Linked DNA regions of Homo sapiens: regions 2, 3 and 4 are each linked to region 1. Evidence: read pairs that join two places in POLR2A ChIA-PET (ENCODE). Cell type or tissue: OCI-LY7. All regions are shown on one strand. Each heading gives the region's core, and the rest is flanking DNA. Links, peaks and the distances in the headings are about the cores only.

What was found. ChIA-PET counts read pairs that join two places held together with the same protein. Peaks named below come from ENCODE experiments on the same cell type or tissue, not always from the same donor. Only the 100,000 strongest peaks of a DNase experiment are listed, where the experiment ranks them.
Region 2: POLR2A ChIA-PET joins it to region 1 with 20 read pairs; 16 of 35 experiments call an interaction of 5 or more read pairs at or near these places.
Region 3: POLR2A ChIA-PET joins it to region 1 with 13 read pairs; 16 of 35 experiments call an interaction of 5 or more read pairs at or near these places.
Region 4: POLR2A ChIA-PET joins it to region 1 with 17 read pairs; 22 of 35 experiments call an interaction of 5 or more read pairs at or near these places.

The regions. Positions count from the first base shown.
Region 1 is chr14:50,058,952-50,066,448 of GRCh38, reverse strand. The region is part of intron 2 of LINC01599 (long intergenic non-protein coding RNA 1599); the gene reads left to right. Among named protein-coding and RNA genes, the nearest start is that of LINC01599, 42 kb to the left of the region's middle. RefSeq lists enhancers at 1,855-1,904, 3,460-3,669, 4,140-4,209, 4,700-4,879, 5,080-5,369 and 1 more. In OCI-LY7, for the core only: a CTCF peak has its summit at 3,740; DNase peaks (open chromatin) are centred at 3,688, 4,098, 4,528 and 5,248; H3K4me3 peaks cover 2,378 bases; H3K27ac peaks cover 2,771 bases.
Region 2 is chr14:49,966,061-49,973,557 of GRCh38, reverse strand. It overlaps LOC105370485 (a long non-coding RNA gene), which reads right to left and starts at 1,919. Exons shown (of 4, transcript XR_007064159.1): 1 at 932-1,919. It overlaps MIR6076 (microRNA 6076), which reads right to left and starts at 7,159; the gene lies at 7,047-7,159. RefSeq lists a silencer at 2,653-2,947. In OCI-LY7, for the core only: no CTCF peak of the experiment used is centred there; DNase peaks (open chromatin) are centred at 1,107, 1,497, 2,227 and 2,937; H3K4me3 peaks cover 3,533 bases; H3K27ac peaks cover 4,984 bases.
Region 3 is chr14:49,974,577-49,982,073 of GRCh38, reverse strand. All of the region lies in intron 1 of LOC105370485 (a long non-coding RNA gene), which reads right to left. LINC01588 (long intergenic non-protein coding RNA 1588) reads left to right here. Exons shown (of 4, transcript NR_126498.1): 4 at 1-405. Among named protein-coding and RNA genes, the nearest start is that of MIR6076, 12 kb to the right of the region's middle. RefSeq lists enhancers at 4,281-4,330, 4,351-4,480 and a silencer at 5,969-6,263. In OCI-LY7, for the core only: no CTCF peak of the experiment used is centred there; DNase peaks (open chromatin) are centred at 2,393, 4,333, 4,863 and 5,323; H3K4me3 peaks cover 4,376 bases; H3K27ac peaks cover 4,678 bases.
Region 4 is chr14:49,879,882-49,887,378 of GRCh38, reverse strand. No RefSeq gene overlaps it. Among named protein-coding and RNA genes, the nearest start is that of ARF6, 9.5 kb to the left of the region's middle. RefSeq lists an enhancer at 4,105-4,688 and a silencer at 7,350-7,409. In OCI-LY7, for the core only: no CTCF peak of the experiment used is centred there; no DNase peak of the experiment used is centred there; H3K27ac peaks cover 204 bases.

The DNA.
Region 1 (7,497 bases), core at 1,725-6,724:
GCTAGTATTATACAAAGGCTTGCTAGTGCTCACGTATGAGAATGAGGCAGGAACCAACATCTATTGGGAACAGCAGATTTATATCCCCTTATTGAGTGAAATGGGCAGAATTGCCTACACTATTTAAATGTTCTCTCTCTCTCTCTCTCTCTCTCTCTCTCTCTCTCTCTCTCTCTCTCAGTTCAGCCTTACTAAACATACAGCAGTGTACAGCATGGCTGGATATAATATGGCAGACACAGACAGGACTGGACAATGGTCCAGGATACCCAGGTTTCAAAGTCACAAGCCTTTCAGAGATTGCTAATGCAAAAGGACTTAGGAGGCGGTAGACTTAAAGCAGGTAGAAGTCCTTGCCTTCTCTGGGCTTCAGTTTCCTCACCTGTAAGATGCATGCTTTTGAGTAGGATGATCCCAAGGCTCCCTTCTGCACCCCCTGACATTTGGTGAGTTTGCAGCCGAGAAAGACTGGCCACCTGGGACAGCCTCAATGACCCAGTGGCCTCCTAGAAAAGCACCAGCCCCCTCCTGTCTCCTCCTGGGAATGTCATAAGACAGAGTTTGGTAAGAGTAAGAACAAAGATGAGAAATGGCTTCTCTAGAGGACGCCTGGAAATCCATTCTACTTGCCTCCTGTGTCTCTTCAGTTGAGCAGATCTTAATCTAGCACCTGCTAAAGACAGAGTGCTGAGTTCTAACCCCTGGCACTTCAGAGTGTGACTGTGTGGGGAAATGGGGTCTTTACAGAGGTAATCAAATTAAGATGTCAGTAGGGCGGGCCCTAATCCAAGAGGACGGTCATCCTTATAGGAAGAGGAAAATGGGACACAAACAGTACAGAGGGAAGACAATAAGAAGACATTTCTTATCATTTAATAAAACAATCAAACTTATATCAAGGTTGGAGTTTCACAATGTCAGGGACAGTTCTCAATGGGCTGTGTTTGTTAGGTACTGGAAAAGTAAAGAAGTTATATAAACTGTCCCTGACATTGTGGAACTCCCAGTCTTAGTATAAGTTTGAATGTTTTATTAAAATGGAGAAAACTGAGTGTTTGGTTTTGGTTGGGGGTGAAACCCATTGGGAACAACTCTATGGCATATCAGGGCTTCTTTCTGAATGAATTTCTAGATTTACATCTCTTCGTGGCTGTGGTCATCATTAGTGCTGTTTACCAGATATTTCCAGTTCCCTTTCTACTGAGTAGATAGTAGATCCATTTGTCTTTGAGCCACTAAAATTAGGTGTGGCTATGTGGCTTGCTTTGCTGATGAAATGTGAACAGAAGTCATGGGTTTCGCTTTCAGGCAAAAGCCTGAAGAACCATCACATGCTCTCCCCGTGGTTCCTTTTTGGTGCTACGGTAGTGAGTAATAATCTAGAGGGTGGAGGCTGGCTAGCCTGTGTCTCTGGATGAGGATGAAGTGGAGTAGAGACCTTGCTGATCCATGAGGGACATGGAAGATGAGCAAGAAACGAGCCTTTGTGGGTTTAAGCCATGGAGATTTACAAAACCTTTTATTATTGAAAATTTCAAATATATATGTATATATACAATACAATATATATATGCATATATATAATATCAAACCTGTTGTACCCATTACTCAGCTTCAGCAATGATCAGTGCTCAAATATCAATGATCAATGTGTAAAGCCTCTGTGATTTGGAAATTTTTTGTTGCTACAGCACAACCCAGACAGACCCCACCGAAAATGAGAGGAAAGAATGTGGTTTTACAGAAACATGAGACGAGCGACAAGGAGCTAAAGAGAGTGGACACAAAATGCTTGAGATTTGATTTGTATGCTCTATTTTTAAAAATGTGTATGCTTTTAGTAATTCAGGAGAGCTGAACATCTGCTTGAATTAGTTGAAGTAAAAGATGCTTGTCTTAGTCCATTTGGGTTGCTAGGACAGGAATCCACAGACTGGATAGACATTTATTTCCCACAGTTCTGGAGGCTGGGAGGTCTGAGATCAAGGCGCTGGCAGATTTGGTGTCTGGTGAGGGCTGGATTTCTGGTTCATAGAGAGCGCCTTCTCCCAGAGTCCTCTTGTGGCAGAAGGGGTTTCTTTCATAAGGGCTTTAATCCCCTCCATTAAAGGGCTCTTCAGGGCTCTGTCCCCAAGACCGAATCACCTCCCAAAGCCCCACCTCCAAACACCGTCACCCTGGGGCCTAGGATTTCCACCTGTGAATTTTACCTAGCATTGCTGGACACTCAGAGTGGGCCTGCTTTGTGGACTCCTGTCCCTTCATCTCCACCTAAGGCCACCTCCTCCAGCTCACCCTCCAGCACTCCTGGTAGCTGGCACTTAGCTTCTCATGAGCTCTGCGATGTGTTTTCTGTGGAGAGAGATGGAAGCCCTGTGGCCTTGTGCAGGGACCTACCTCAGCTTTCTGGGCCCGGCTTTGCACATCTGGCCTCATGAAGGACGTGTAGCTGCTGCGGACTTCAGGGGCAGCTCCAGAGAGTTAGGCCTGCTGAACGGTTAAGTCCTGTTCTTTCCACAGAGCCAGTTTGATGTAGTGCATTTTAAGTCACACGGGGACCTTGAGGCACATGTTTTGTTATCCCTTAGGTATACTTGTTGCAATGATAGTAGTGTAGCAAAATATCCCAGCAAAACCTCCACTGGTGGCTGAGCCCACTGAGGACCTGTGTTTGCTGGGTTAACTTTCTCTCTGTGTAGTTCCTAAAGGACCGGAGTGTGTTGCCCAGCTACCCATGCTTTTCTGCTAGTCTACTGGACTGCCACGGAGCTGGCACTGCTACTGTTATTCTGATTTTGTAGTGTAGGTAATTGGGCAAGTCTCCCCTCTACTCTTCTTTGTAAAAGTTAATTATTTCTCCATTGAGTTTCTCAAAAAGAAATCCAGTTGGAATTTTGATTAGCATTGCATTAAATTTATAGGTTCATTGTTCATATAACTAGGTCTTTATAAATGTCATCCAAAGTAAGTCATCTTACATGAGGTCATCCTACCCAAAATGTGGAATGTACTCTATTTATTCAGATCATTTTATGTTTCCTTATTAGAATTTAAGACATGTTTTTAGAAGTTTTGGGTATTCTTGGCTATTACCTAGATATATTTTGTAATTCTTGCTGCTATTGTAAATGGTATCTTTTTAATAATATTTTTCAGCAGTTATTGTGGGTGGACAGAGATGTTGTTGATTTTTGCAGGTAGATTTTGTGTCTGGTGAACTTGCTGAACCTTCTGAGTTCTAATTGGTTTGAATCTGTTTTTTCTTTTTCTTTTTTTGAGACAGGGTCTCTGTCACCTAGGCTGGATGCAGTGGCACGATTTTGGTTCACTGCAACCTCTGCCTCCTGGGCTCAGTTGATCCTCCCACTCAGCCTTTGGAGTAGCTGGGACCACAGACATGTGCCATGATGCCTGGCTAATTTTTTGTAGAGGTAGGGTTTTGCCATGTTGCCCAGGCTGGTCTTGAACTCCTGAGTTCAAAGCAATCTGCCCATATCAGCTTCCCACAGTGCTGGGATTACAGGCATGAGCCACTGCACTGGGCCTGAATCTGTTTTTTCTAAATTGACAGGTTACTTTGTTTTTTTACTGCTACAGTAAGAAGCACCCTCCCCCAACCCCAGTTAATCTCTGTGATAGGTGGGGGTGGGGCTTAGGGGAAGGGTGACTCACTAGACAGGAGTTGAAAATGCCTGGGTTTTTGTGACACTAACATCTGTGTCCTCCATAGATGGAGCTCACATCACGGAGCTCATGAGAAGCTGAGTGCCAGCTACCACACACACATTCAGACATTTGCTGTCGGGCCACGGGCCATGCTGATGGAGAAAAGGTAGCCTAAATTCTCTGGTAACGGGGGTGAGAGAGAGAGAGAGAGATGTGGCGATGAAAATAAAGAATAAGGAAAGGAATAGCGACTTCAGGGGACTTTGCCTGGGTTGGGGCTCAGGCCGGGGCCTGGGAAGTATGAGAGACAGAGGGTGATAAAAGGGCATCAGGTGTTAGAGAGCAGCTGGACCAGAAGACCCACCATCCGGCAGCAACACCCAAAGACCTTTGGTCACATAATGTGGGGACGGGGAGGGAGGAGCTCTGGCACTGGAGATAGCCTTGGGCACCTGGCAATGCCCTCCCGCCCCTTCCCCGCTGACTAGTTCACAGAGGCCTTGCCCCATGCCACTGCACTGCCTTGACACTGACACACAGCACTGCCGGCCCAGGGACTTCTCAGGGTCCAAACCTCCTACATTCCCAGGGCTCCCAGAAATCAGAGCTGAACCCACAAGGCACACAGAGCTGGGCCTCTGAGCTGGCTCCCAAAAAGAAGTGTGTTGAGGGAAACATTCTCAGCAACATTGAGAATGTTTTCACTGGACCACTGTTTACCTTGTTTAACGAGAAGCTGTCACTAAGCATTAAGGTTTCTTTGATTTGGAGACTTCTCTGCACACCAGAGAACCAGTGGCATAGGGTTGCCTCCTGCTCTGCACAGTGTCTTCCGGGGCTGCTGGTGGCAGGATGTGGCGGCCTGGTTCAACAGCTGTGATTAGTGACCCTGATTGTAGCCGCTAGCTGAGTGATTGTAAAATCAGGAAGTGAGGAGGGTTTTGTGTTCCCTCCTGGCCCCTCCTGCAAGGAACTCTGGATGGAAAGGTGAACTTGCTAAGTGCAGTTGTGCTTTGCTGACATCTGCTCCCGTTTTTGCCCCTTCACTGCTTTTAATGAATTCTGGGTTCAGGCACCCTGAGCCCTGAACGTATGGAATCTGTCCTGGGAGAATCTGTTTGTTTTATAGAGGTGGTGATGAGCAGAGGCATCCAGGCAGGTCTATTCATGTGGGAAAGCAGAGAGTTGCCCTGGATCCTACTTAAGGCCAGACCCTTCAGGTCTCCAGAGGGGACAGGCCTGGCACTGTCTGTAAGCAACTCTCGAAGAAGCCAGACTTTTCCTGTAAATGTATAACCAAAAAAAAAAAAAAAAAAAAAAAAAAGACTATTTTGGAGCAAAGAAGCCAGAAAAAGGGCTAATGGGGGATGAGAGCGTAAGCCTGGCCCAGTGACCCAAATCCTGAGTTTGTGGAGGTGTTTACAGGGGCTGAACGGCCAGGCCCAGGCTGGCCCCAGGGAACCCCCAAAGGCCATGAGTGAGGCCTGCGTTTTGGGGTATGCTCCTTGTTTCCTGTGCCGGCCTGTCTCCACATGCTGGGTGGTTGTGAAACAACGGCTTGCAGTGACTCAGCTTTATAAATAGGACATTTACAGTGAAAATTACAGGAAATTCCCAGAGTCTCCTGCGGGGGCTTATTTTAGGTGTGTGGCTTACACAAGTGAAACCCCAGCCACCCTCTTCCAGCCTCTTCTCCCTGCAGCATCCTTGGGTATCTGATTTGAGGCAATTGCTTCTGTTCTGTGACAGGAAACCACCCCAGGAGGTCTGAGAGAAATGAGGAAAGGAGGCGTCCATCTCCAGCCCCATTCAGACACGCTCCTGGGAGAGAACAGCTCACATTTGGCTCACGCTTCTCATATGCCGAGCGCTCTGCTGTGTTACCTCAGTGACTTTCACTGACTCCCAAGGAAGTGATGGGGATGGGGAAACTGGAATTCAAACCCATTTCCAACTCCCTCCGGATCTCGAGAGATTAACCACAGACACAACTTTTCCTGAACACAGAACAAGAAGGCAAAAGGAAGCAGAGGTCCCTGTTTTCAGGAGAGGACAGGAGAAAGGTGCCAGTACCCTGGCCTTTGGTTATATTTCCCTTTCCCTCTTCAGTAACACATTTCTTGGCAGGACATCTTTTCTGGAAAACCAGACTTGAGCTTGGAGTGGCTCAACAGCCCTTGCTGTAGCTAGGTTTGATGGAGAAGCTGAGAGAGCTGCCTGCACCCGGGTAGGAGGCTCTGTCATGGAGGGGCTCAGGCCATTGCAGGTTTAGGGCCTAAATGTTGTGCAAATATTTGCCCAACAACTCCCAGTGTGCCTTGGAACAAGCAGCAGGAGCGGCCCTGGCTGAGTCCCTGAAGAGAAACGTGGATGTGATGACTTTGAATGGCTCCCAGCTTCTACTTCCTCATAATTTGCCAGGATCTCTGTCGCCAACGAGCCTGGTTACAAGGAGAGGGGGCTCCGTGCTAGCCTGCTAGGCATGATGGAATCTTCCGCATTCTCCAGATGAAGCCCGCACACCCATGCCTTCATCAAGCAGCAGGCACTGCCAATGCGTTTTTGAGCTACAGATTTGTATTCCCAGCAATCTGTGAGATTCTCCCCCTAGATCCTCGCAAAGCTTCTGAATTTATCGAGTTCAAAACAGAACACCCAAACTGGCTTGTCTTGTATTCTCTTTCAGTTAAGGCTGCCTTCCCTAGTCCCCCTAGTTAGAAACCATTGGCTCATCCTTAACCCTCTGCTGCTCTGCCCTCTCCCTCCCGAGTCTGATTGATTCTCCCTCCTAGCTCTCCCCTCAGTGCCTGGAGTGCATGGGTCTGACCCAATGGGTGGTTGGCAGGGGTAGGAGTGGGAGTTGGGAGGAGCACATGACCCAAGCTGAGCTCATTAGATCCCAGGGTTTTTCTAGCTGCAGCAGGCTCTTTTCTCTCTAGATGCTTGCTGGAAGGCTGGGAATCCAGAGGGGCCTGTGGCCATGCATCTGCAGCCTGGCAAAGCCTGCCTGCAGCAGCGAGGGGACATGCTGCAGGGAGAAGCCATGATGAGTGGTGGAGAGAGACTTCCTGAGGGGACAGAGCTCCCAGTACAGCTGTCCCCAAACCAGGTCCACCCCCTGCCCCCATCCATCCTTCACAGGCCACCAGGATTCTTTTCCATGTTCTCCAACTTTTTGTTTTAAAAAAATCCAACTACAAAGAAGTTGACAGAATAATTCAGTGAATACCTACATACCCTTCACCTAGATTCACCAGTTATTAGCATTTAGTGACAGTTATGTTCTCTTTTTCCCTATATATTCATGTATGTGTGTTTTTTCTGAACCATTTGAAAATAAGTTGCTGATGCCATGACACTTCTCCCCTACATATTTCTGCATGTATTGCCTAAGAATGCGAACATTTTCCCCACAGTCACAATACCGTGATCACATTCAAGAAATTTAACAGGGCTGGGCGCTGTGGCTCATGCCTATAATCCCAGCACTTTGGGAGGCCAAGGCAGGTGGATCACGAGGTCAGGAGTTCAAGACCAGCCTGGCCAACATGAAACCCCATCTGTACTAAAAATACAAAAAATTAGTCAGGCGTGGTGGCAGGCACCTCTAATCCCAGCTACTTGGGAGGCTGAGGCAGGAGAATCGCTTGAAACCAGAAGGCAGAGGTTGCAGTGAGCCAAGATCACGCCACTGCACTCCAGCCTGGTCAATAAGATTGAAACTCTGTCTAAAAAAAAAAGGAAAAAAAAAGAAAAGAAATATTAACAATGATATAATAATATCTAATATTAATATATATCCACATTCAATTTTGCCAAGTGGAATTTGTT
Region 2 (7,497 bases), core at 25-5,024, 91 kb after region 1:
ATAATACAGTGACGGTCTTTTCCATCTGTTAATGTTCTACTCATTTTTCAGATTCATTTCAAATGTCACCACAGACCAGGCGTGGTGGCTCACTCCTGTAATCCCAGCACTTAGGGAGGTCAAGGCAGGCAGATCACTTGAGGTCAGGAGTTTGAGACCAGCCTGGCCAACATCATGAGACCCTCATCTCTACTGAAAATACAAAACTTGGCCAGGTGTGTTGGTGGGCTCCAAGAATCCCAGCTACTTGGGAGGCAGAGGCTGGAGAATCACTTGAATCTTGGAGGTGGAAATCGCGCCACTGCACTCCAGCCTGGATGACAGAGGGATACTCCATCTCAAAAAAATAAAATAACATAAAATAAAATAAATCACCACAAACAAATCTCCCTAATGAGATTATTTTTCCATCAGCACTTTCTTTTTCTCTCCTGGCATGTATCATATCTTGCTATGTCGATTATGGTGAGTCACACAGCCATTTGTTTACACTCTGGTTTGGTTAAAAAAAGGCAGAGCTGGATCTGGGTACGCCTCCCATTCATGATGAGAACACCTCCCACCCCGACACCCAGGATGAGGGCTTCTCTGCCTGAAGTGTCCAGGCCTTGGAATGAAGAGGCTAAAAGGTGGTAAGAAAAATGAAACTCAAATAGCTCACTCCAGGAAGAAAACTCATCCGTGGCACAACACTGCATCTTGGAAATCAGCCTGGCTTTTCTTTCTTAAGTCATACTGGAACTGTCTCTCTTTAATATGTGTGAATGAAGCTGAAAAGAGATTCAAACCCTAAGATGGCAGTAGCCTTAGAAATTTCATATCCTGAATAAATTTGAGAGAGAGAGGAAGGGGAGAGAGAGAAATGTTGCGAGACACCTTTCTTCCTCCAATAAACAAAAAAGCAAATACCCCAGATGCCTTTTATACTCACCCCGGGGCAAGCAGCTTATTACTAAGTTCAGAAGCTTTTGCTGCTCCTACTTTCTACAACCCCATCTGTTTCCTCTCCTGTTGCTGGTGGCTTCATTCCAGGGACACTACCCTTGAGGAAGAGGGAGCTGGCATACTAAGATCCTTCTAGCGTCACTCTTGCTTGCAGACACCTGCAGATTTCCCGTGAATGTTTCCTGTTCAATTCAACGGGTTTTAATTACATGAACTAACATTTGCTCACTCTTAAACCACGGTTGCCCTCATAAAAGACAGACTCCAAAAGACTGGGATTGGGCAAGCCCAGAAAAATCTAAATGTTTATGCAAACATGCTCATGTTTCCCTCCTCATATTCCTTACTGCTCTATCATTACAGATGTTCTGCCTTGGGAGATCTACCTTCTGTTTTTCTCATTTAAGGCAAAAAAACATAAATTCTCTCTTTTCAATTTCCATGTACTCCTGGTGGAAGCAGGAGTAAGTTCCCCTCCTGCAGACACCTCAGCTTTCTGGGCATAAATGGCCCCTGTTGGCTCCTTAGTGAAGTCTAAGAGGCAGTGACCCTCCGTGGAGCTGCAGTGGTGCTTCCCTTTCTGTAGCTTCTGGGCCATATTTCTGAACCAGAAATTGAGAACTATCTGAAAAAATCTGAGATGTATTGTTTCTCAAGTCTTGTCAAGCATATTGCACAGTTTGCTCCCCTGCCAAGTTTCTCCCTCATAATCCTGACATGTTTGTCCCAAAACACACTCATTTCCCATAATCAAAAGAGCCTGGTGGGGGGGGGTGGGGAAACCTGAGAACTCAAGAGGCATAAAAATGAAAGCTAGTTATGTGAGACTTCATTTATTATCATGATGAACCCAAGAGTTTCCGATGTATGGTTTTTGGTAGTTTTTAGAGTCCAATGTCCTTATTTTGAGCTTAGAGATATTGCAAGGTCCCTACCACAACCCCCACCACCACACACACACGAGGCTGCCCACACGAGGGGCATCTGGTGAAAGGAAGCAACAATCAGTTGACAGTCTATCAATCAACTGGAAGTGAGCTGTTTTATCCACAAAGTAGGTTGAAAGAAGAGTGTCTAAGCACTCCTTTTTAGACAATAGAGCCTGGGTACAGATTACCAGAAATCTGAACCACACCAGAAGTTCTTAGTGCAGTAGATATTTAACAAGGCAAAATGCACGCCCTTCCTCTTCTCTAAACTAGTTCCGTGACGGTGGTGGAATGAAAGGCTTTGGCTTTCATACACATCACTCAGATATAAATAACTGCTTCTGACAGCCTCAAGCTTGACTTCCTCAAACTCAGGTCTTCACTTCCCCCAGGGCAAGGTCAGGTACACCTGCTTCTCCAAAAAGCGGCACATTGCCTTCTTCTAAGTAAATTATCTCCATATTTTTGAGGCGGAGTTCTTAAGAAAGGCAAAACCACTGCACCTAAGCAATCAGTTGCACTTCTATGCAAGAGTCTCCATCACTCTTCTCCAAAGACACTAACTACAAAACCAAATATGTGATTCTTGAAATCAAAGAAAACCTGCCATACACTGCTCTTTAATCACTGCCTCCCTGAAGGTACAAACAGCTGGACTGTAAAACATGCCCACGCAGACAATCCCTGTGTCCTGCACATGCATGTGTGTGTACACACATAGACACACACTCACTCAACGTCATGTGTAGCAAACAGTAGACAATTCCACACTTTCAGGACAGGCACCAGCCAAATCCTTAAATTGTGAAACTAAGAATGCAAGCAGCAAAACTTGTGATTTCAGGCCACTTTTGATTATATTTCTGGAGCTCAGCCAAGAGAGCCATTTCCAAGAAAAGCAGCTCAGACAATTGCACAGTCAGCTCTCCAGCCTTAAACCAAGCTCTTTGTCAAGCTAAGCGGGATGTTTCTCCTCCTGACCTTATCTCAGGCTCCAGCCCTATAACATGTCTGTTAACTAAGTAGCAAATTATCGGCCTTCACCAAGAATACACAAGGAAGAAGTAGAACAAATCCACCTCACATTGCGAGCAACTGGAGAGTCAGCACAACAAACGATTGTGTGCCGAGTACTGCTAGTGAACAGGCACAACAAGGTGCTGATCGTTTCAGACAAAGGGAGAGAAAGGAGTGAACTCCCAAATGTGAGCCCTACACCAACCACCCAGCCAGCCAACAAAATTGTTTCCCTCAAGTGGGCAGCCTTGCCTGAGGAAGCCATGTCTATAATCTAAAGCCGACCTACAGGATTTGTAATAAAGCTCAAACTGGACCTCCCTCTGTCCTGGGGACGGACTCAGAACATAGAATCCATCTGGGGGCCATTTGCTCAGATTGGGAGTAGCTGGAGGCTTGGGAGGGAAGAAAGCCACTGTAGTTTTCATGACCCGTGAACCTAGATCCAGTGTGCAAGCCAGGCTACCCTGAAGGTCCCAGAATGAAGCCTTTCTTCCTCGTTAGACACGTAAGTCCAAGGGAACTGCACTTTAAATTCCATAAATACATAGTAAGTGAATAAATAAGTCACTGACCATTTATATGCATAGATAGCATTTTGGGTGGCAACCGCTGACTTAGAACATTTGCCCTATTTAGAATCTAACTCAGGCTTAACTTAGAGGAGACTATTCTGAGGTAAAAAAATTTTTTTGTTGATAGTTTTTTAGTTCTTTGATGTTAGAACTTATTTTGAGATGTTAAAAATAAATATTTGAGGCCGGGTGTGGTGGCTCACATCTGTAATCCCAGCACTTTGGGAGGCCGAGGCGGGTGGATTACCTGAGGTCAGGAGTTCCAGACCAGCCTGGCCAACATGGGGAAACCCTGTCTCTACTAAAAATATGAAAATTAGCCAGGCGCGGTCGTGCACACCTGTAATCCCAGATATCTGGGAGGCTAAGGCAGGAGAATCGCTTGAACCCGGGAGGTGGAGGTTGCAGTGAGCCGTGATCGCGCCACTGCACTCTAGCCTGGGTGACAGAGCCAGAGTCCATCTCAAAAATAAAAATAAAATAAAATAAATATTTTTAAAACTTAGGCAGCAAATGGTATCATTTTACTCATCCCCTAATTTAGATAATAAATTAGCCTCTATTTCTCACCCTCACAAATAAATTCCATACTGACTAAAAAGCCTAAAGTAAAAAATCAAAATGAGTATTAGAAGGAAATGGAAATGTGGCCCCATGCAGTGGCTCACACCTGTAATCCCAGCACTTTGGGAGGCTGAGGCGGGAGGATCGCTTGCGCACAGGAGTTCGAGACCATCTGGGCATCATAGCAAGACCCTGTCCCTACAAAAAATTAAAAAATTAGCCAGGTATGGCGGTGCATGCCTGTAGTCCCACCTACTAAAGAGGCTGAGAGGGGAGGATCGCTTGGGCTTAGGAGGTTGAGGCTACAGTTAGCCATGATCATATCCTGTACTCCAGCCTGGAAACAGAGTGAGATCCTGTCTAAAAAAAAAAAAAAAAAAAAAGGAGACAAGACATAAGAGAGTATTTTACAATCTTGAGATAGAGAAGGACTTTCTAAGCAAGATATAAAACCAGAAACCATAAAGAAAAAGAATTACAGATTTGACTGCATAAAAACTTTAAACTTTGTAAAATAAAAGGGCCTATATACAGACTAAGAGAGAATATTTACAACAGAACTAACATCCAGAGTAAATAGGACAGATACAAGTCAATAATAAAACACAAACCACCCGATAATAAGTGTGCAAAGAATATTCATAAGAAATTCACAAATGCAATTGGTGGAGTTGAACAGAACAATGCTGATGACCCCAGAATCTTGTTCCTAGATATATACCCAACAGAGATGATGCACAGCTATACTAAAGAGCATGCACGATAATGCTCTTAGCAACATTATTCATTAATAACTGAAAGTTGGCAACAGATGTAACCCAGATGTCCATCAATCAATAAATTGTGATATATTCACATAATGCAATACAATAAGCAATGTAAATGAGCATACTACAGCTACACACGAGTACGTGAAAGACTCATAAACGTAATGCGAATGAAGGAAGCTAGACGCAGAAGAGTGCATGTTTGTATGAGTCTGTTCATATGACAGTAGGAAACAGGAACGACTAATCTACAGCACTTAGATGTTGGGGTAGGAATTACTTTGGAGGAGGTCGATCTTTTTCAGGGGAGAGTCTTCTTTTGGGGAGAAGGTCTTATAATATTTTATTTATTGACTTGGGACATGATTACAAGGAAGAGTTCACTTTGTCTTAATGCATTGATCAGTACACCTTTAATGTATACACCTTTCCTTTTTCTTTTCTTTTTTTTTTTTTTTTTTTGAGATGGAGTCTCGCTCTGTCGCCGAGACTGGAGTGCAGTGGCGAGATCTCAGCTCACTGCAACCTCCGCCTCCCGGGTTCCAGCGTTTCTCCTGCCTCTGCTTCCCGAGCAGTCGGGATTACAGGCACCTGCCACCATGCCCAGCTAATTTTTGTATTTTCAGTAGAGACAGGGTTTCGCCCTGTTGGCCAGACTGTTCTCAAACTCCTGACCTCAGGCAATCCACCCGCCTTGGCCTCCCAAAGTGCTGGGACTACAGGCGTGAGCCACTGCACCCGGCCTATACACCTTTTCTGTATTTTTATTTTTAAAAGTTCCCAAAATTGAAATGGTCAGTAGGCCACTGCAACCAGCCTATACACCTTTTCTCTATTTTTATTTTTAAAAGTTCCAAAAATTGAAATGGTCAGTAGGCCACTGCAACCAGCCTATACACCTTTTCTGTATTTTTATTTCTAAAAGTTCCAAAAATTGAAATGGTCAATAGGCATATGATAAAATGAACAATCTAACTGGTAAATCCAGGAAATGCAATTTAAAATGACACTGTTTTTTCTGCACATGACGCTGGCAGTTTTAACAAAATGATTATGTCCAACGCTGATGAGTATAATGGTGGCTATAAAAATCAGAACAGAATTTTGGGGGAGAAACTCAATATTATTTACAAAAATTTTAAATGTGCATGCCCTTTGATCCAGAAATTCCACTTCTAGAAATAATATCCTTCAGAAACACTCATACATACACACACCCATTTGTGTATAAGAACATTTGTTGCAGCATTGTTTGTAATGGTGAAAAATGGAAAACCACCTATGTGATCCTTTGCTAAAATAGTGGGTAAAGAAACTATGATACATCTAGAAGGAATGCAACAGTTAAAATGGGGGATGCCTATATGCACTAACACAGAAAGAGCTACAGGGAATGTTGTTAAGTAAAAGAAAAAAGTAAGTCAGAGAACAGAACATGTCATGTGATCGTTTATGCATAAATGACCTGAATGGGCCGGGTGTGGTGGCTTACACCTGTAATCCCAGCACTTTGGGAGGCCGAGGTGAGCAGATAACGAGATCAAGTCCATCCTGGCCAACATGGTGAAACCGCGTCTCTACTAAAAACACAAAAATTAGCTCAGCGTGGTGGCGCGCACCTGTAGTCCCAGCTACTCGGGAAGCTGAAAGCTGAAGCAGGAGAATTGCTTGAATCCAGAAGGCAGAGGTTGCAGTGAGCTGAGATTGTGCCACTGCACTCCAGCCTGGGTGACAGAGGAAGACTCCGTTTAAAAAAAAAAAAAAAAAAAGACCTGAATGTCCTTAAAACATTAAAACCACACACACAAAAAATTAAAACAACGGAAAATATCTGATGTGGTTCATTTATCTAAATACTTCACAAATCCTAAGACAAATAAATTTAACTTCTCTCTTGAGAAGTTATATGCACTGTATAAGAATTCTCTGGAACTGTCTCTCTACACCAAACCTGAAAGGACTGCACCACAATGGGAAGGAACTATTTCTTGTTCCACAGCCTCCTAGAAGAGTCTCAGTGTCTCCTCAGAAATGCCAGCTCCCACACGGGCCTGAGCAATAGCTCATGGAGTCTCTCCAGACCTTTGTGCTTCTGAGGCACTTTTCAATAATTAACTAATCTGCCTAAAGGGTGGGGCGGGCTATGGCTCCCACAGACTCAGCACTCCCTTCAGCCAGCTGCCCTCTGGAATGCAAAGGCATCCATCCCCTAGGAATGGCTGTTGGTCAATCCCTGCCCCACCACAGCCCCCAAACTCAGGAGGGTGAAAGGGCCAGGGCAGGAAAGCAACTTCCCCTCTCAGATGTTCTCCTGGAGAAATTATATTACTCTCGCCTACCTCCACCTCTCCTCTGTCATGCTCCTCCAGCATCTGAAAAAGAACGTTCCAACAGGCAGCAGGACAAATTACATGTCAATGCTGTCAGTTTCAATGCTGCCCTTTGTTGCTCCAGGTCCTATGAACCACAGAAAAATGTATAGGTCCTTTCCATTTTTTTTTTCTTTCTGGCACAAATAAAATAAACAGCAGAAGCAGTTTCTATTTCAGTATTTTCAAAGGGATGGTGTCTGGAGGAATGGTTCCCAATCTTTGGAATTTAACAAACCATTAAAATTTTGAAAACCTTTTGAGAGACTAACATAGGACTGCTCACTTCTATTTTGCCAAGCACAGACACTTAAAAAACAACCTGAATTAT
Region 3 (7,497 bases), core at 2,055-7,054, 85 kb after region 1:
GTGACTAGTGGGGAGGCAGTAGAGTATTTTCTGTGCTAGACTGAGGCAGCCCTGAAGCACTGCGCAAGCACATGGAAAAGAGAAACGAGATTGGGCCGGGCACGGTGGCTCATGCCTGGAATCTTTGGGAGGCCACGGATCACTTGAGGACAGGGGTTTGAGACCAGCTTGGCCAACATGGTGAAACCTTGTCCCTACTAAAAATACAAAAATTAGCAGGGAGTGGTGGTGCACACCTGTAATCCCAGCTACTCTGGAGGCTGAGGCAAAAGAATCGCTTGAACCCGGGAGGTGGAGGTTGCAGTGAGCTGAGATTGGACCACTGCCCTCCAGCCTGGGTGATAGAGTGAGACTCCATCTCTAAATAAATAAATACAAATAAAAGAAAGACAAGATTGGTCTAACAGATGATGGAAGGCTTCATGGAAGGGGAAATTAAGCAGATGGGAGGCCCAGCAGGCACTGTACCTGCTGCTGCTCAGCACTGGATGTGAGGGCAAGACTTTGAGTCACATTCCTCCCCATACCCCAGGGCCTTTAGAGCATATGTAGAGGACAGGAAACTTGGGACAAGGGGGTACACTCACTTCTGAGACGGTCCAGATGGATGATACCTTATCCTGGGGTACCTGCTGCACAGAGTTCCAGTTCCAGACTAACCTGCTAGCAGAGGTCCCTGCTAAGGTCCCTGGAGAAGGTCCTTAACTTCTCCAGTCTCAGGTGAGAGATGATGTTATCTGCTTGGTAGAGTTGGTGTAAGAATTAAATGAGCCAATGTGTGTAAGACCCTTGGTACACAATCAACCTTCAGTACATGATGGCTAAGGTTGTTTTTATTAATCTATATTTCTCCTTAGGATAGATTCCTAGAAGTGGGGCTACTGGAACAAGGAATGTAAGTGTTACTAAATGGTACATACAGAAATTGTGTGCAGTTTTCTTTTAAGTTTATAAAATTGTCTCAATTTGACTGCTAGAGATAAGGAAGTTCATTTATATCTATGACACTAGGTGCTTGGGAGGATATATACAAGGTATTAGCAGTGGTCATCTCTGAATGGAAGGAACAATGGGTGTTCTCTATGTTCTTTTTGCTGAATTGATAGATGGTGGCCACTATCTTCTTCCTCTTCCCTTTCCCCTTCGTCATCCTCCTTCTCTTCTTCCTTCTCCTCCTCTTCCTCTTCCTTGGCCTCCTTCTTATTCTATTCCTCTTCCATCACGCACACCACACACACACGCGTGCACGCACACACACACACACCCCAGCTTGTTTCAGTGCCTGGAATTCTCTTGAAATTAACATTCCCTGCCCCAGGAGACCCCTACTAAAATGCAAATATGTTAGCTAGAAAATGCAACTCCCAGACTCCCATAACACCCTCCTTCCCCAGCTTATTGATCCCATTGGCTGGCTATTAACACCTGGCTCAGAATAAGGACAGAAGGAGGGCCTTGGGCAGGGTTACCATCCCAGAAGGGCAATCCCAGAGTAAGCATGGTGGCCATGGGGACATCATAGGGGTGGTTATCAGAGCTAGAAGGTACATCAAGAAACATCAGATGCTCAAGATAAGGCAACCAAAACAAAGCAGTGAGCAGGTTTCCAGAGGAGTCCTGGGAAGGGAATGGCTGCCCTGCTATCTGAGTTGGCTCATGTTCAAGGGCTGGAGGCAGAGGAATGAACCAATGAAAGCCCAGTTATCAGGTGGAATGGTACATCATGAGAATGCAGATTGCCTCTTTGTACACAGCTGTTCTTTTTGGTATAAATTTTATACCAGAAGGCTACAGTTTATACTAGTAAGTTCCAAAGTGCTGGTAAGTAAATCACCCTGAAAGCAACTGGAAAATCTCAGAGTAGATGCTATGACAGTTTGGAGTAATTCCTTAAAGTGCTTTCTATATGAAAACTTTCCTTTCTTGATTAACTTATTACATAGCTGTATTAACCTTGACTACAGAGTTATTTTTAGGCAAACCAAACCCTCTATCATTCCCATGGATACATTTTCATTCCATAATTGAAATATATTTCAATTCTGGAGAAATGCTTTGAGAGATTGATATTTCTGAAACAACATTGTTGCTTTGGCTTTTCCCAAATTCCCTTAATTCCAAATTAGGGCAGGAAACCTCCCCCTTTTTTTGTCCTAGAGCTCAGAGCAGCCTCTCTCTAATTCAGATTCTAAACTTCACATGAGAATCCAAATTTTAAGAAAAAGAGAGATTTCCAGTTCAAGGAGACAGGGTCTGGGTGGAAGAGAGGATAGAGGATACCCAAGTTGTCAACAAAGACTAACGCTGTCTTGCATTTATTACAACAACAATAACACCAAAAAGGAGGTGAGGACCCATGCAAATGGGCTGGCCAGGCTGCAATCCCCCTCACCTCCACATCCTCCAACTTCACTACCAACCAAAACTGCTCTGAGCAGCCTCTGCATGTTCCTGTTATTGGCAAAAAACCCATCCTGCAAAAAGGAAAGCATTATATCCCTTCTTCAAAAGAGGGGAGAGAAACACCAATAAAGTGCCAGCTACTCAGGGCTGAGAGGTTTCCACAGAGCCCAGTGTTCAGAAGTTCAAGTCTAAGACACTGTGGCAGGGTCACAAGAATGTGCATTACCTAAACCGTGTCTGGAGAACAAGCGGAACAAGGCCATCAGCTCTGAAAGGCCTGGGGCTAGCAGGGGGCTGAGCACCCAGCGGCTGAGGAAGCGGACAGATGCCAAGGCACCCAAGGGGTCTCCAGGCTGCACCTCAGCAGCTCCTATCGTTTCATGCTCCTATGGTGGGTGGTGGGGGATGGTGGGCGGTCTCTCTGCCCCTTTTAGTGTTTCTGGAGAGAAAGGAAAGCAAGCCCACAGGCAGGCAAACCTTGACAGCAAATAGAGAAGAGAATGCACAAGGGCAGGGAGGGAGGAGCCCAGGGAATGCATTGCTCCCCACAGAGGCAGGCCAGAGGGAGTGATGGTGGGTGGTAGTTCTTCTGCTTACCAAAGTTGGAGCTCCAGAGAGGATGGCAAAGGGGTGTCTGAAGAGCTGGAATGGCTGTAGGCTCCCCTTGCTCAGGCCAAGGGGGTGCTGTGCCCCAGACTTCCCTGAATCTTCATTTCTGGCCCCCTACTTGCTCTCTCTTGGAGCACCTCACCCACTTCTAGAAATTCAATTTGCATCAGTGCTGGGGTCTCCAAGATCTCTTCCCTGGAGTTCAGACCCATGCATCCACCCTCCGTCCAGGCATCTCTACCAGCATGTCCCACAGATACCTCCAAACCAACCTGTCCTAAATGACCTCTTCATGTCTGCACCAAAATACACCCTCCACTTGGGTGTATTCTCTTACCTTAGTCAATTGGAGGTAGGGGACTCATCCGTCCAGTCAACCACAAACCTTGCCCACACCACCCCACATTTTATTCATCACTAAGTCCACCAATTTGACTTTCTAAGCCACCCCAACCACCTCTGGGGAGATCAGGCCACTGTCCCCTCTCACTGCATTGGTGTGGCAGCCCCCTCACTGCCTCCCTTGACTCTATCTTGTCCTCCTCAAGTCCAGCCAGGTTGATTTTTCTAACAAGTAGGTCTGAGTCCTGTTTCAAGCTTCTTTCTATATCCCCACTCCCATACAATCTGTTCAAGACCTAAACTTGGCATTGGGGCTCACAGATCTATTCAGAAGTGTAGCCTTTTAAAAAGTTACATTATGAACTACTTAAAACTCACAAAAAGGCATACAGAATATAACAACACACATGTACCCATTCCCTAACTTTATAAATAAAGCCTTAGCAAGACAGTTGAAGCTCCCTGTGGACTCCCCCACCCCCTCCTCTCCCATAGAGGTAACTGCAGTCCTGAATTTGTCATTACTCCTATTCTTTCTTTGTAATTGTATGTAACATGGCTTCTTTATTTCATTATAATGTATCTATTCTTCCTTATGAGCCTCTCTTGCTGCATAAATTTTCCTGCAGTCCACGAAATGCTATGAAGAGAGTAAAAGCAGCCATCACTTCAGGTGCATTCCCAGTCTCTCAAGGCATTGCATCTTCCTCTTGCTGTGCTCCAAGATGTTGGCAGGGTAATTCCTTCATTAGGATGGGTATTGTCTTTTGTCACCTTATGGGAGACAAAAGGCAGCACCGGAGTCCGCCAGTGCACTGGAGTCCGCCATGAGGCACTGGAGTCCTTACTATGTTCTCTAGATCCTCACTAATCTCTGCTGCAGGGTGGCTGGGAACTTCTTGTCTGATCTCTCAGCTTTGCCAGGGTTCAGTGATCTCCCCAGGTAGACTCAGCCATAGCTCAGCTTCCCTTGGCCCTGGCTCTGAAGGGTTTCTGCCAATCTCCCATCCAGCATCTGGCCTGAGAGGTCCGCCCATTCTTTACTATGGGCTTGCCTTCCCTTCACCACTGAGGGCCCCAGGTAGCCTCTCTAACTCTTATCTCAACCATCTCTCATGACATATGGGAGCCTCTGAGTCCAGTCCATGCCATATGAAAACTGGAGGGGGTTCAGCAGAGAAGCCACACCGCAGCCCTACCTCTGCCTAATCACACTACTCTGTTTTACTCTGATGAGTCAGGGCAGCCTGAGAGGACTTCTCCTTTCAGATTCGACATATGAAGCAAGGTAAATGCCCTAGGTCTGGTGTTCATGTCAACCTACCTGAAGCAGAAAAGAGCGTCCTTCATCTGCGCCCTTATAAAATCTGCAGTAGATAGTCTCCAAAGATGGCCACTGTTGATTCATCTCTCCCTATGTGTGCATATTGTTCCTCCTTTAGAGAAATAGAAGCCATTTCCTCTCCCTTGACTCAGGGCAGGCTTTGTGACTTGCTTTGATCAACAGAGTGCAGTGGAAGTGCTGTTCTGATAGCTCTGAGCCCAGACCTTAAATGCACTGGTAACTTCCTCTTCCTTTTAATTGGAGCCATCTACCATGTAAGAAGTCCAACTACCCTGAGATCACCATGCTATGAAGAAGCCCAAGCTATTCATATGTAGAGGCTATATGAAAAGAGACAGAGAGAGAGAGATGCCAGCCAGCCAGCTATTTCAGTTATCCCAGCTGGAGGCATCAAACATGGGAATGAAGAAGTTTTCTTGGGTATTCCAACCCCAACAGATACTCCATGAACAGAAGAACCACTCAGCTGAGTTCAGCTCAGATTACAGAACTATGAGAAATGGTAAAATATAGTTCTAAGCCACTAAGTTTTGGAAGTGGCTTATTATTCAGCAATAATTAAATGAAACAACTCTCCAGCTGTGTTTCTCACCAATGCCTACTTTATAATTTATGCTCCAGCAACTCAGACCAGCTTGTGGCCCTCTGTGTATGCCATGCTGTTTCTCACTTCCATCCTTTATTTCAAGCTATAATCTCTTTTTTTGACCTCTCTTCTTTGCCTGGCTAACTTTTATTCTGCTCTTGTCTTGTTTCCTTTTTTTTTTCTACTAGGCACCCATGATACCCTATGCAAATCACCACCATTATACTAAATATGTTATATTATAATTGTTTCTTTATGCAGTGGACTCCCAAACTAGGCTGTAAACACCTTAAGCGTAGGAATCATGTCTTACCCAGCTTTGAGACATCGCTTTATATGGAAATGCAAGCAAGTCCCTTAAACTCTTTCAGCTCAGTTTCCCTGTATCACTTAGGGATTGCATTCAGTTGTCTGCAACAGAAACCCAGCCTCACCAGGTTAACCAAACAATGGCTTATTTCTTTCACATAACAAGTCTTGAAGGTAGGCCTTCCAGGGAGGAATAGTGGCTTTACAATGTCAGCAATATCCCAGGTTCCTTCCACCTTCCTGCTCCTCCACCCTCAGAATGTGGATTTCCTCCTCATAGCTTCCTCAAGGTCACAGCATGGCTACTCTGCCACAAGCCTCACACCCACATTCCAGAAAGGGAGAAGGAAGGAACAAGGAAGAAGGGGCAGTGCCCATATCCCAGAAGAAATACTTTTCCAGAAATCTGCAGAAGACTTCCACTCAGGTCTCACTGGCCAGAATCAGATCACATGGCTGTCCACAGCTGCAGTAGCAGCCGCAGAAATCACCAGAGAGCCTGAACTTTGAGCTAGAAGCAGTCACTGCTTGGGGTTGCCTCTCTGTAAGGAACAAGGAAAGAATGGACATTGGGTAGCAACTGGTAATGTCTGCGTCATTCACCACCTATAAAACGGGGTTTAGGACCTACTTCACAGAGTTGATGAAATTAAGAGAGAATGTAGGCAAATACTGTCCTTAGTATCAAGGACATAGTAAGTATTCAATAAAAGCAATTACATTCTTACATTTCCAGTTGTGACACTTAATTCCAATATCCAAGAGTTTTCCCTGAAGGGGCAGAAAATTAGTTGGCTTAAGGCATTTGTCCCACTCTGTCTGTAATTCTTCTGCAATGAATTTGCTTCTGATGATTAACAAGTTTTTTCTCAATAGTCTATTCAACTGTTAATAAATCCAAACTGGATTAGCATTATGACTCTTCACTAATAACGTGTGACCCAGAAAAAAACAAAGCTTGGAGGGACACAAACGACAAATGAGCTGTTTTCATTGCTTTGTGGCTACAATGTTGCATATTTCATTTCTGATTCATGGAAAAATATCCAGCACACAGAAGTCAGCTAGCTCTGTGAAAGGCCTTGGACCAGGGAGGTTAAGAATAAAGTCCCAATGTCTTAGTCACTGGGGCCTAGGAAGCTGACCTGGAAGATGTTAGCAGCAGAAAGACTTTTGCTAGGAAACTGCTCTCTGAATCTGCTACCCTCTTGCTCCCACAGCTTTGTTTAAGCAGATCACTAAAGATTTATGTATTGACTAGAACTTTTTTGTTTATTTGTTTGCAAGGGGAAAAGCACAAATACAGCACAAGATGACATATTTAAAAAGTAAATTTATATAATCCCAGTGCCTTGAGGGGCCAAAGCAGCAGGAGCTCTTGAGGCCAGGAGTTCAAGAACAGCCTGGGCAACATAGGGAGAACCAATCTCTACCAAAAACTTAAAAAATTAGCCAGGTGAGGCCAGGCGCTGTGGCTCACACCTGTAATCCCAGCACTTTGGGAGGCTGAGGCAGGCAGATCACCTGAGGTCAGGAGTTCAAGACCAGCCTGGCCAACATGGTGAAACCCAGTCTCTACTAAAAATACAAAAAGTAGGTGGGTGTGGTGGCGCACACCTGTAATCCCAGCTACTCAGGAGGCTGAGGCAGGAGAATCGCTTGAACCAGGGAGGCGGAGATTGCAGTGAACCAAGATCGCTCCACTGCGCTCCAGCCTGGGTGACAGAGGGAGACACCATCTCGAAAAAAAGAAAAAGGAAAAAAAATTAGCCAGGCGAGAGGATTGCTTGAGCCCAGAAGTTCAAGGTTACAGTGGGCTATGATTGCACCACTGCATTCCAGCCTGGGCAACACAGTAAGATACTATCTCTTTAAAAAAAAAAAAAAAAGAAAAGAAAAGAAA
Region 4 (7,497 bases), core at 1,533-6,532, 180 kb after region 1:
CTTACTCTGTTGCCCAGGCTGGAGTGCAATGGCACAATCTCGGCTCACTGCAGCCTCCACCTCCTGGATTCGAGCAATTCTCATGCCTCAACCTCCCGAGTAGGTGGGATTACAGGCACGTGCCACCACGCCTGGCTAATTTTTGTAATTTTGGTAAAGATGGGGTTTCACCATGTTAGCCAGGATGGTCTCGAACTCCTGGCCTCCAGTGATCCACCTGCGTTGGCCTCCCAAAGTGCTGGGATTACAGGTGTGAGCCACCATGCCCAGCCTGGATTTTTATTCCTAAGAATTTAGAATCAGATCTGAAGAAATACTGTGCCAGTCCATCTTTTCCCAGAGGATGCATCTTACTAACTAGAGACTGTGTCACAGCCATATTCCTGTTTTGAGTACTGGGAGGCAGACAGAGGTTAGTTTTCAGGGAGAAAGAAAGAAGCAGATGTGTGGAGAAAGCAGAGATGAAGCAGAGACTATTCCTGACACTCCAGGCCCTTACTAGGGTCTGTCTGCGTACCAATCACTGAGTTTCATGAAACACCCTAGTTTTGGGGTTTTTTTTTGTTTTGTTTTGTTTTTTGAGACAGTCTCACTTTGTGGCCCAATTGGAGTGCAGTGGAGCGATCTTGGCTCCACTGCAACTTCCGCCTCCCGTGGTTCAAGCGATTCTTGTGGTTCAAGCGATTCTCGTGGTTCAAGAGATTCTTGTGCCTCAGCCTCCCGAATAGCTGGGACTATAGACGCGTGCCACCACGCCCGGCTAATTTTTGTATTTTCAGTAGAGATGGGTTTTTGTCATATTGGCCAGGTTGGTCTTGAATTCCTGCCCTCAGGTGATCTACCCACCTCTGCCTCCCGAAGTGCTAGGATTACAGGCATGGGCCACCGTGCCCGGCCACATTACTTTTCTTTTTGCTAAAGCAGGCTCTAATTGGCTTCTGTTACATATAAACAAAGGCAATAGTTTTACAAAACATGTCAAGAAAAAGCAATGTGCAAGCAAAACAAAATTTTAAAGTAAATGCATCAAAGTCATAGATGTTAATGCTTCAAGAGAATTATATGTATATGACCACCATTAGAATTAAAGGGGTAGGGTGGGCTATTGATAAATCTAATTCAGTTTATAAAGAGCACTGAAGTCCTGGATTTTTTTTTTTTTTTTTTTGAGACAGTGTCTGGCTGTGTCATCCCGGCTGGAGTGCAGTGGCACAGTCGGCTCACTGCAGCCTCTGCTTCCCAGGCTCAAAAGCTGAAGAGGTCCTCCCACTTTAGCCTCCCAAGTAGCTTGGAGTACAGAAGTGAGCTGCCACATCTGGCTAATCTTTGTGTTTTTTGCAGAGACGGGGTTTCACCATGTTGCCCAGGCTGGTCTGGAACTCCTGAGCTCAAGCAATCCACCCACCTTGGCCTCCCAAATTGCTAGGATTACAGGGGGATTACAAGTGTGAGCCACCACTCCCAGCCTGACCTGGCCTTTTGACCTGTGCTTGAATTGCTTTATAGAGCTCTTAGAATAATTTAATGTATTCCTCATACCATAACAATAGTTGTCTTAATGTGGGAATAGAAAAAAAAAATCAGAGTCACTGGAGTTTTTCAGCCAGTATCATTTGCCCTAAACAAAAGGTAAGCATAAAATTAATACAATAGAATTCACTTCCAGGGAGATAGAGTAGGCATACTTTTTCCAATTCTTTTTCTAAGTACAACTAAAAACCCGAGGCATTACAAATACAAGAAGCATAAGAAGACTTTGACAGCTGGCGAGAAGGAGGCAGGCTGGCTAGCGACCTGGAAACCCAAGGAATGACTTAGTGGTAAGTTTCTTGCTGCTTTTTTGTCCTTATATCTTCCAAACCTGGAACTTAAGAAGTTGAAACCTTGAAATATGAAAGAAGCTCCAAGAGAAGCCTTCTCTCTTTAGCCAAATGATGAGGAAAGTGCAGGAAGACAGACAGCCAAAGGACCAGAAGAAAGCCTAGAAAGGCAGAAAACTTTTAGAAAATAACCATGTCAGCCAAACACCAAAGAAAAATCTGTAGCCCCACTTCCACCAATGGTAATAAAGGCCAGGTGGAGAGCTATCAACCTAAAGGGAAAAAAACTGAGGCAATCTTAATATAAGTAGAGAGTGTACTTGGGCCAAGTCTGAGGACTGCAAACGAGGAGTGTAGATCCAAGTTGCTCTGAATATACTCTAATTAGCAGTCATTACAAATGTGTTTCTCTTTCTTTCTTTCTTTTCTTTTTTTTTTTTTTTTTTCCTGAGACGGAGTCTCACTCTGTCGCTCAGGCTGGAGTGCAGTGGCTGGATCTCGGCCCACTGCAACCTCTGCCTCCTGCCTCAGCCTGCCGAGTAGCTGAGACTACAGGCATGCGCCACCACACCTGGCTACTTTTTTTTGTATTTTTAGTTGAGATGGAGTTTCACTATGTTGGCCAGACTGGTCTCAAACTCCGGATCTCCAGCGATCCACCTACCTCGGCCTCCCAAAGCGCTGGGATTACAGGCATGAGCCACCGTGCCCGGCCACAAGTGTGTTTCTGAAGGAAATAGGCAGTTCCTAGATTGTTTACCAAGAATTTACATTAAAATAACTGAAGCTATTGATTGGCTATACATTGTTCGTTGTATCACAAGTTCCAGGAACATGAAGACAATGGGTGAGGCAGCTAGTCCGGAACAAAATACTAGTCAGGAGCAATTGCCGCCAGCCTGGAGTGGTGGCTCAGTTGAGCTCAGGAGTTCGAGACTTGGGCAACATGGTGAAACCCCATCTTTACAAAATACAAAAATTTAGCTGGGTGTGGTGGCGCATGCCTGTAGTCCCAGCTCCTCAGGAGGCTAAAGTGGGAGGACTGCTTGAGCCCAGGAAGTTGAGGCTGCAGTGAACAGATATTGTGCCACTGCTCTCCAGCCTGAGCGACACTCAAAAAAAAAAATGCCCCCAGACATGAGTGGGGAGGTGCCTGAAGGCCCATACTCATGTCTCTGGGCCTGATAAGTTTTACATACCTCACAGAGCTCAGACTGTTCGTAGCTGTCTTTCTTTTCTTAGAGCCTAGGCATCCGCACTTGCCAGGCTCTTAATGAGGTGCCCCAATCTCTTGTCCCCTCACCAAGTTGAGTAGGGAACAGGGTTGTCCATCCCCACCAGGTGATAATGAGCCCCACCTAAATTCTTGGTGTCAATGGAGATCACTTGGGGAACCTGGATTTCTACTTCCCTTTGGCAGTAGGAGGCATCGTACCCTGCCCTGCTGGGGTGGATCAGAGGAGGCCTACTGGAAAGTCAGGATTTTCACTATAAGGAGTCCAGTTCCCTCTCCCACCACTGCTTCCTTCTGATATTGTGATATATTAATAAGAGATCTATATTTGATTTTTGGTCCCAGTTTCTTGCACAAAACTTCTGAGACCCTTGGAATTTCCTGACTGATAGATGTGAGGGGCACATCTTTTGTTATTCATCACGTTAACTAAAAATGAAATCCTAAGCCCTGCAACTGACTGAATGAACCACCTCTTGGCCAAGAGGACCCCAAAGAAACCTTAAAAACTGAGTTCCCAGCTATAACGAGATAGGAGGTCAGACATGCCTCTTTGTACCCCCTCCCTGTTGCAGTTTAGACACAACTGACCATCATTGATGTTAAAATAGAGATCATAAGATTGACAAAACAGGTTGGGCACAGAGCCTCATGTCTGTAATCCCAATACTTTGAGAGCCCGAGGCGAAGGATTGCTTGAGTCCAGGAGTTAGAGACCAGCCTGTGTAACTGCCCAATGGGTTCACCTTGCCCACTGTTTAGGCAGAGCCGATTTATCAAGACAGGGGAATGGCAATAGAGAAAGTTATTCATGCAGAGCCAGCTGTGCTGGAGACCAGAGTTTTATTGTTATTCGAATCAGTCTCCCGGAGCATTCAGGGATCAGAGTAGGATTTTTGTTGTTTTGTTTTTCGTTTTTTTTGAGAGGTAGTCTCACTCTGTTGCCCAGGCTGGAGTGCAGTGGTGCAATCTCACTGCAACCTCAGCCTCCCAGCAAGGGAGGCAAGCGATTCTCCTGCCTCAGCCTCTCGAGTAACTGGGATTACAGGCGTGCCATCACGCCAGACTAATTTTTGTATTTTTAGTAGAGATGGGTTTTTGCCATGTTGGCCAGGCTGGTCTCAAATTGATCCGCCCGCCTCTGCCTCCCAAAGTGCTGGGATTACAGACGTGAGCCACCCCACCGAGCCCAGGATCGGAGTTTTTAAGGACAACTTGGTGGGTGAGGGGGCAGCCAGTGAGTCAAGAGTGCTGATTGGTCAAGTAGGAGACGAAATGGAAGGGAGTTGAAGCTTTCCTCTTGCGCTGAGTCAGTTCCTGGGTGGGGGCAACAAGATCACATGAGTCAATGTATCAGTCTGGGTGGTGCCAGTTGATCCATCAAGTTCAGAGTTTGCAAAATATCTCAAGCACTGATCTGAATCTTTACAATAGTGATGTTAGCCCCAGGAGCAATTTGGGAAGGGTCAGAATCTTATCGCCTCCAGCTGCATGACTCCTAAACCATAATTTTTAATCTTTTGGCTAGTTTGTTAGTCCCACAAAGGCAGCCTAGTCTCCAGGCAAGAAAGGGGTTTGTTTTGGGAAAGGGCTGTTATCATCTTTGCTTTAAACCATAAACTAAAAACTAAGTGCCTCCCAAAGTTACTTTGGCCTATGCCCAGGAATGAACAAGGACAGATAGGAGATTAGAAGCAAGTTGGAGTTGGTTAGGTTCAGATCTCTTTCCCTGCGTCAGTTCCAATTTTGCAATGGGGTTTCACTTGAACACCACAGGGAGACCACCCTCCCACCCTCCGCATCTACAAAAGTAAAATAAAATAAAATTAGCTGGTCATGGTGGTGCACACCCGTGGTACCAACTACTTGGAAGGGTGAGGTGGAGGATCACTTGAGCCTGGAGTTCGAGGCTGCAGTGAGCCATGATTGTGCCCTGGCACTCCAGCCTGGGTAACAGAGCAAGACCCTGTCTCAAAAAGACTGACAGAAGGGCACAGTAGCTCACGGCTGTAATCCCAACACTTTGGGAGGCCGAGGCGGGCAGATCACCTGAGGTCGGGAGTTCGAGACCAGCCTGACCAATATGGAGAAACCCCGTCTCTACTAAAAATACAAAATTAGCCACGTGTGGTGGCACATGCCTGTAATCCCAGCTACACAAGAGGCTGAGGCAAGAGAATGACTTGAACCTGGGAGGCGGAGGTTGTGGTGAGCCAAGATCGCGCCATTGCACTCCAGCCTGGGCAAAAGAGCGAAGCTCCATCTCAAAAAAAAAAAAAAAAAAAAAAAGACTGACAGAACAGATTATCTTTATGATAATAAGATACAAATTATAAACAGGATCTAAGGCCATGCCAGGCAAGTGTTAAGCCATGCACTCCTACACTTAAAGAATAACCTATGTCCTAACCACCACAAGGTTTTTCTTTTTCTCTAGCAGCTAAATAAGCACTGGCCTTGAGATAAACAATGTTGAAGCAGTTGCAGCTTACAACCACCACATGCTGACCAACTGACTTTGTTCCATAAGCCATAACTACAGCTCTGATTGGACAAGAGATTGATTTCAGTAACTTTCTCCTGATAAGAAGACCACTGACCAAGGACTGGGTCTAGCCAGTTTACGTAGACTGCGTGCTTAAAAGTCCTTTTGTGTCCTGAAAAGACCTCTGATGAATAGGGCCTAACCGTAATACATTTAAATGTTGAGTCTCCACCCCAAGGTGAACATAGTTCATAAGTAACATGCATGTTTATTCAACATGCATGCACCAGGACCACCTTCATGAATATTCATAGCTCCTCCTCTAGCCTGTTAAATATGTATGTTTAGCCAACTCCTTCAGCATAAAGCTCCTACCCCAGCCCCTCCTCCTTTGAAATGCCTGTTTCCAGGTCTCTACTGGAGGCTGCGTTTCCCAGCCTCTGGGATGGCCACCTTGCAGGCTGTAACACTTTACAAGAAATAAAGTCTCCACTTCTAAATTTATAAATCTTGTGATTTTTTTTAAGTTAACAGTAATAAGCCCGTTTAACCATTCCTGAATTTATGCTAATGAGGTAACTCTTAGAGGATAGGGGTTAGTTGCCAGAGGAACCAACCCTGGATAGAATGTTCAGTCCCACACCTTGAACTCCAGGGAAGGGAGAGGATCTTAGTCACCAATGGCCACTGACTTAATTAATCATGCCTACATAATAGAACCTCCATAAAATCCCTAACCGACAAGGTTTGGAGAGGTTCTGGGTTGGTGAACACACTGAGGTGCTAGAAGGGTGGCACCTCTAGCAAGGGCCTGGAACCCTCATACAGCCCATCCATTCCTATACCTTGCCCAATGTATCTCTTTCTTTGTTTTTGTTTTTGTTTTTTTTTTTTGAGACAGTCTCACTGTGTTGCCCAGGCTGGTCTCAAACTCCTGGACTCAAGCAATCCACCTACTACCACTTCTCAAAGTGCTGGAATTACAAACGTGAGCCACTGTGCCTGGCCCCAATCCATCTCTTTCATTTGGCTCTTCCTGAATTGTATTCTTTATAATAAACGGGTAATTGCAAGTAAAGTGCTTTCCTGAGTTCCTCGAGCCATCCAGCAAATTATCAAGCCCCAGGAGGGAGTCATGGGAGCCCCTGATTTATAGCCAGTGGGTCAGAAGTACAAGTCACAACTTGGAATTTGAGACTGACTTCTGAACTGGGATAGTCTTGTGAGACTGAACCCTTAACCTGTGTGGTCTGTGCTAATTCTGGGTAGTTACTGTCATAATTGTAGTACACCCGACTGGGATCTAGAGAGCTGGAGAATTGCTTACTGTGAGGGAAAACTCCACACATTTGGTGTCAGAAGTTTCATGAGTGTACAGGAAAACAGTTTTTTTCTTCTTCTTTTTTTTTTTTTTTTGAGACAGAGTTTCACTCTTTTGCCCAGGCTGGAGTGAAGTGGTGCCACCTAGGCTTACTGCAACCTCCGCCGCCCCCCAGGTTCAAGCGAGTCTCCTGCCTCACCCTGCCTAGTAGCTGGGATTATAGGCGACTGCCACCACACCCGGCTAATTTTTTGTATTTTTTGTAGAGACGGAGGTTTCGCCACGTTGGCCAGGCTGGTCTCAAACTCCCGACCTCAGGTGATCCACCCACCTTGGCCTCCCAAAGTGCTAGTATTACAGGCGTGAGCCACTGCGCCCCGCTGGAAAACAGGTTTTTTTCTTTTACTCCCTCACCCCCAATACCAGCCTCCCTTGTGGTATAGAGTCAGTGAAAACCCCATGGGGAGCATAATGTACTCTTACGCTTTCCAGCCAGGGAGCTATCACTGGAGGCCTAGTGGGGAGCGAGTACTCCCACCCTCACCTTGTAGTAACAAGGAGCCACTCCTAGGTTGTCAACAGAGGCCAAATGAGGAACCTGGACATCTGCCCCCATCTGGCAGTAACAAGGTAGTGC